2 separate regions of the Homo sapiens genome follow, and region 1 is linked to region 2. Evidence: read pairs that join two places in POLR2A ChIA-PET (ENCODE). Cell type or tissue: Panc1. All regions are shown on one strand. Links, peaks and the distances in the headings refer to the core of each region. The heading gives the core; the rest is flanking DNA. Region 1 overlaps MGA (MAX dimerization protein MGA). Region 2 overlaps MGA (MAX dimerization protein MGA).

Region 1 (2,924 bases), core at 315-2,814, 96 kb before region 2:
TTTTTTATTTTTAGTAGAGACAGGGTTTCACCATGTTGGCCAGGCTGGTCTTGAGCTCCTGACCTCAAGTGATCTGACCTCCTTGGCCTCCCAGAGTGCTTGGATTACAGGCGTGAGCCACTGCTCCCCCGCCGCTATTATTTTTTAATAGAGACGGACTTTCACTACGTTGGACAGGCTGGTCTGGGACTCCTGACTTCAAGCAATCCTCCTGCCTTGGCCTCCCAAAGTGCTGGGATTATAGGTGTGAGTCACCATGTCCAGCCCCCTTTTTATATTAGGGAAAGGAGTTCTTTATAAGTTGCAAATACCTTTTCCTGGTTAGTTTGCTTTTTGATTTTGCTTAAATGATTTTGCCAGATTAAAAAATTTACAGAATATTAAATTTTATTTTATTTTTATTTCTTTGAGACGGAGTCTTTCCCTGTCACCCAGGCTGGAGTGCAGTGGCGTGATCTTGGCTCAGTGCACCTTCTGCCTCCTAGGATCAAGTGATTCTCATGCCTCAGCCTCCTGAGTAGCTGGGACTACAGGCGTGCACCACCACACCAGGCTAATTTTTTAATTTTTAATAGAGATGGGGTTTCGCCATGTTGGCCAGGCTAGTCTCGAATTCCTGGCTTTAAATGATCCACTGGCCTCAGCCTCTCAAAGTGCTGGGATTGCAGGTGTGAGCCACCACACCTGGCATCATATAGTATTAAATTTATCACTTTTTTTTTTTTTGGCCTTACTGGTTTTAGATTTTGTGTCTTATCAAAAAACTTTTCTCAGGATTTAGGAATAAAAAAATTAAATATTAGAGTCATCTGGAATTTATTTCAGTGTAAGGTCCATTGAGTTCCAGTGATTTGTCATGGCTTCTTTAAACGTGTGTACTAAGAAGTTAGATAGCTTTTTACTTATTTATGGAACCATGTCTTCTGAACCATATGAAGAACTAATTCTGTACAATTAGCTCTTTGGGATGAAAATGGAACTTTACTTATTTAATTTACTCATCACTGGGGAACTTGCTATATAAAGGAATCTTCTGGTAAATTCATAAAGTGTTAGGATGCTTTAAAAATGCATAACCTTCAAATTTAACTTTTTAATTTTGTATACTTTTTTAATAATGAATATACTCTTTTGTTTCTTTGTGTGAGATTATAGTATTTATAGTGAATTGTTAGAGGATTAGGATATAAGCACCTTAACTAATTAGATTAAAATGAACTTTAAAAAATGATTAGATATTCCAGAGTAAATATTCTTACTGTGATTGAAAGAAAAGCTTAGAAGCAAAGTCTTAGAAGAATTTAGGAATATTTTGGGGATAACATAATCGTTCTTGTATTTTTGTTCAAGAAATAAATACTCACTTGATTAAAGGGTGTTTTTTGTTTTTGGTTTTTTTTTGCTTGTTTCTTAGGATGGGAAGGCCATTGTGACTATGTGGTGATTACAGTTGTCTTACTACTGAGTTTCCTACTGAAATCATGGAGGAGAAACAGCAGATTATATTGGCTAATCAAGATGGTGGAACAGTGGCAGGAGCAGCACCTACCTTCTTTGTCATCTTAAAGCAGCCAGGAAATGGCAAAACTGATCAAGGAATTTTGGTTACTAATCAGGATGCCTGTGCTTTGGCTAGTAGTGTGTCATCACCAGTAAAATCTAAAGGGAAGATTTGCCTTCCAGCTGATTGTACTGTGGGTGGAATCACTGTTACCCTCGATAACAATAGTATGTGGAATGAGTTCTATCATCGAAGCACAGAGATGATTCTGACCAAGCAAGGAAGACGCATGTTTCCTTACTGTCGTTATTGGATAACAGGTTTAGATTCAAATTTGAAGTATATTCTTGTCATGGATATATCTCCTGTGGATAACCATCGTTATAAGTGGAATGGTCGTTGGTGGGAACCTAGTGGGAAGGCTGAACCTCATGTTTTGGGGAGGGTTTTCATTCATCCAGAATCTCCTTCCACAGGTCATTATTGGATGCATCAACCAGTATCTTTCTATAAACTCAAACTTACCAACAATACACTGGACCAAGAAGGGCATATCATCTTGCACTCTATGCATCGTTACCTGCCGAGGCTTCATTTGGTGCCTGCAGAAAAGGCTGTGGAGGTGATACAATTAAATGGCCCTGGTGTCCACACTTTTACCTTCCCACAGACTGAATTCTTTGCAGTAACAGCTTATCAGAACATTCAGATTACTCAGCTGAAAATAGATTACAATCCATTTGCCAAAGGCTTTCGGGATGATGGGCTGAATAATAAGCCCCAGAGAGATGGAAAACAAAAGAACAGCTCTGACCAAGAAGGGAATAATATTTCCAGTTCTTCTGGTCATCGGGTCCGTCTTACAGAAGGTCAGGGGTCAGAGATACAACCAGGTGATTTGGATCCTTTGTCAAGGGGTCATGAAACATCAGGCAAGGGTTTGGAGAAGACTTCCCTTAATATAAAACGAGACTTTCTTGGTTTCATGGATACTGATTCAGCACTTAGTGAAGTTCCTCAATTGAAGCAAGAGATTTCTGAATGGTAAGTAGTAGTTTTTCTGTTCTTAGAAATAAAAGGAAGATTGAGATGGGCCAGGTGTTGGATTTAACATCTTGGTTCTGTGGAATGCTACAGATGTTGATAAATGTAAGCCACTATAAAATATACTACAACTGCTTTTACATTCTGTGAAGTGACATCATTTTTCTGTAATGAGAATCAGTTGGGTTCAGGATCTAGAATTGTAGGCAAATTGGATAACTTATCAGAATTATTCATATGTATTTAGAATGTTCCTTGATATCCTTGGGGGATTGGTTCCAGGACCACCCAAGAATACCAACACCTGACTACATTTGAGACTCCATCTCAATAAAAAAAAGAAAATCATACCAATTATGACAACATAGATGAGCCTAGA
Region 2 (2,924 bases), core at 125-2,624:
TGTAATCCCAGAACTTTGGGAGGCTGAGGCGGGCAGATCACCTGAGGTTGGGAGTTTGAGACTAGCCTGACTAACATGGAGAAACCCTGTCTCTACTAAAAATACAAAATTAGCCAGGTGTGGTGGCTCATGCCTGTAATCTCAGCTATTTAGGAGGCTGAGGCAGGAGAATCACTTTAACCCGGAAGGTGGAAGTTGTGGTGAGCTGAGATCACACCATTGCATTCCAGCCTGGGCAACAAGCACGAAACTCTGTCTGAAACAAAACAAAACAAAACAAAACAAAAACCCCAAAGTAAATTAGTCTTAACTTCTTATTACCATCTTGATTTTGGAAGTAAAGTTATATTGATTTTATGTGTTACTTATATTCTTAGAGAATGGTATATCTGGCTGGGCGCAGTGGCTCATGCCTGTAATCCCACCCCTTAGGGAGGCAGAGGCAGGAGGATTGCTTGCACTCAGGAATTTGAGACCAGCCTTGGGCAACATGGTGAAACCCTGTCTCTACTAAAAATACCAAAATTAGCCGGATGTGGTGGTGCACACCTGTAGTCCCAGCTACTTGGGAGGCTGAGGCAGGAGAATCACTTGAACCCGGGTGGCGGAGGCTGCAGTGAGCTGAAATCACACCACTGTGCTCTAGCCTGTGTGACAGAGTGAGACTCCATCTCAAAAAAAATTAAAAAAAAAAATGGTATATTCTTTTTTACTCTTTAAATGTTTGGATAGCCCAGTGTATGAGCCAAAAAAAATCTGGTGTGGGTATTTTTTTTTTTTTTTTTTTGAGACGGAGTCTCGCTCTGTTGCCCAGGGTAGAGTGCGGTGGCGCAATCTAGGCTCACTGCCAGCTCCGCCTCCCAGGTTCACGCCATTCTTCTGCCTCAGCCTGCCGTGTAGCTGGGACTACAGGCGCCCGCCACCACGCCTGGCTAATTTTTTGTATTTTTAGTAGAGATGGGGTTTCACCGTGTTAGCCAGGATGGTCTTGATCTCCTGACCTCGTGATCCACCTGCCTCGGCTTCCCAAAGTGCTGGGATTACAGGCGTCAGCCACCGCACTTGGCTGTTTTGTTTTGAGAAGGGCCTCACTCTGTAGCTCAGGCTGGAGTGCAGTGTCTCGCTTGCAGCCTTGACCTCCTGGGCTTAAGCAATTCTCCCACCTCAGCCTTCCTAGTAGCTGGGACCACAGGTGCACACCACCACACCCGCCTAATTTAAAAAAATTTTTCTTGTAGAGATGGAGATGGGGTCTCACCATGTTTCCCAGGCTGGTCTTGAACTCCTGGGCTCAAGTGATCTGCCTGCCTCAGCCTCCCAAAGTGCTGGGATTACAGGCATGAGCCACCACACCCAGCTGAATGCCTTTTATCTATAACTAATTTCTGATCTTTCTTACAGAAAATACCTCACCCTTGAACACTCCACACACCTCTGCCAACCTTGTGATGACTCCGCAAGGGCAATTGCTCACCCTAAAAGGTCCCCTATTCTCAGGACCAGTGGTAGCTGTTTCTCCTGATCTCTTAGAATCTGATCTTAAGCCTCAAGTTGCCGGTAGTGCTGTGGCTCTACCAGGTATGTTGTAAGTGTTGTCCTCTATGGGAAGTGATAAAGTTATCCCTAACATCTCACGGTGACCAAGGAAGGCTTTGGATGTGTTCTGTAATGATAAAGAGCTATTCTGTTGGCATTTGCCTTGGTAAGAGGTGGCCCTATTTTTAGAACACATTTGGCTTGAGCTGTGGTACTGTTTGGTGTGTTTTACACCTGGTATTGGGAACCATTTTGTGAACACTAGTAATTTCTAAGAGGAAGAATAAAAAAGATATCAGAGGGAAAGGAAGATGTTAAATGATCATGGTCTTAGGTCTTGGTGTTGATAAATATTTGTCACTTTTTGTGGTACTCAGAGATGATAACAGTCCTGCATTATTAGCCCCATTCACTTTGAGCACTACTCTGTTTTGGGGCAAAGGGTAAAGTTGAAAGAGAAGCCTCACTTGGGTGATTAGGTTCCAGGCAACTAAATTTCTATTAAGATGAAAGGGTCTCTTTAGTAATATTAGGATCCTGGTTACTTTATTGCCATTGCCAGCCAAAATTCCTTGTCTCTACCTGTTGCCAAACTCACTCTGGAGGACTCATCTTTCCTGGTTCCCATGCTGCCTTTAGGGCTTCATTTTCTGCGCTAAGTAGCAGTTAATTAGGTGAACAGAATCAAGATGCATTTCTGCCTTAGGAGAAGAATTAACTTGGGGAGCATTTCTATAAAATAATTAAATGGAACTTTAAAAAATGGTGGAAAGAGCCTTTTGGTTGGATTTTAGTTGAGATTTTTCTTGTTGGGTTAGGTCAATAATTTGAAGAACTGATATTTCTTTCATCTTTTTGATAAAAGTAGAGTGCTGAATTTAGACTACAAATCCCTAAGATGGTTATATGATATGACAGAGAGAAAGAGAGGTGTTAACACTAGATCTAAATGAATTTTTCTTTTTTTAATTTTTGTTTTTCAGAAAATGACGACTTATTTATGATGCCACGAATTGTTAATGTGACATCATTGGCCACAGAGGGAGGTTTGGTAGATATGGGTGGCAGCAAATATCCTCATGAAGTTCCTGATAGCAAGCCATCTGACCATCTGAAAGACACCGTCAGGAATGAAGATAATTCCTTAGAGGATAAGGGTAGAATCTCTTCCAGAGGAAACAGAGATGGCAGAGTGACGTTGGGTCCAACGCAGGTTTTTCTGGCAAACAAAGATTCTGGTTATCCACAAATAGTTGACGTTTCCAATATGCAGAAAGCACAAGAGTTCTTACCTAAAAAGATTTCTGGTGATATGAGAGGGATTCAGTATAAATGGAAAGAGAGTGAATCAAGAGGGGAGAGAGTGAAGTCAAAGGATTCTTCATTTC

The links. Peaks named below come from ENCODE experiments on the same cell type or tissue, not always from the same donor. Only the 100,000 strongest peaks of a DNase experiment are listed, where the experiment ranks them.
Region 1: POLR2A ChIA-PET joins it to region 2 with 7 read pairs; 12 of 35 experiments call an interaction of 5 or more read pairs at or near these places.

Annotation. Positions count from the first base shown.
Region 1 is chr15:41,667,414-41,670,337 of GRCh38, forward strand. It overlaps MGA (MAX dimerization protein MGA), which reads left to right. Exons shown (of 24, transcript NM_001400225.1): 2 at 1,415-2,545. The coding sequence starts at 1,482. Among named protein-coding and RNA genes, the nearest start is that of MGA, 8.5 kb to the left of the region's middle. In Panc1, for the core only: no CTCF peak of the experiment used is centred there; no DNase peak of the experiment used is centred there; H3K27ac peaks cover 2,500 bases.
Region 2 is chr15:41,763,485-41,766,408 of GRCh38, forward strand. It overlaps MGA (MAX dimerization protein MGA), which reads left to right. Exons shown (of 24, transcript NM_001400225.1): 23 at 1,402-1,578; 24 at 2,520-2,924. Among named protein-coding and RNA genes, the nearest start is that of MAPKBP1, 9.5 kb to the right of the region's middle. In Panc1, for the core only: no CTCF peak of the experiment used is centred there; no DNase peak of the experiment used is centred there.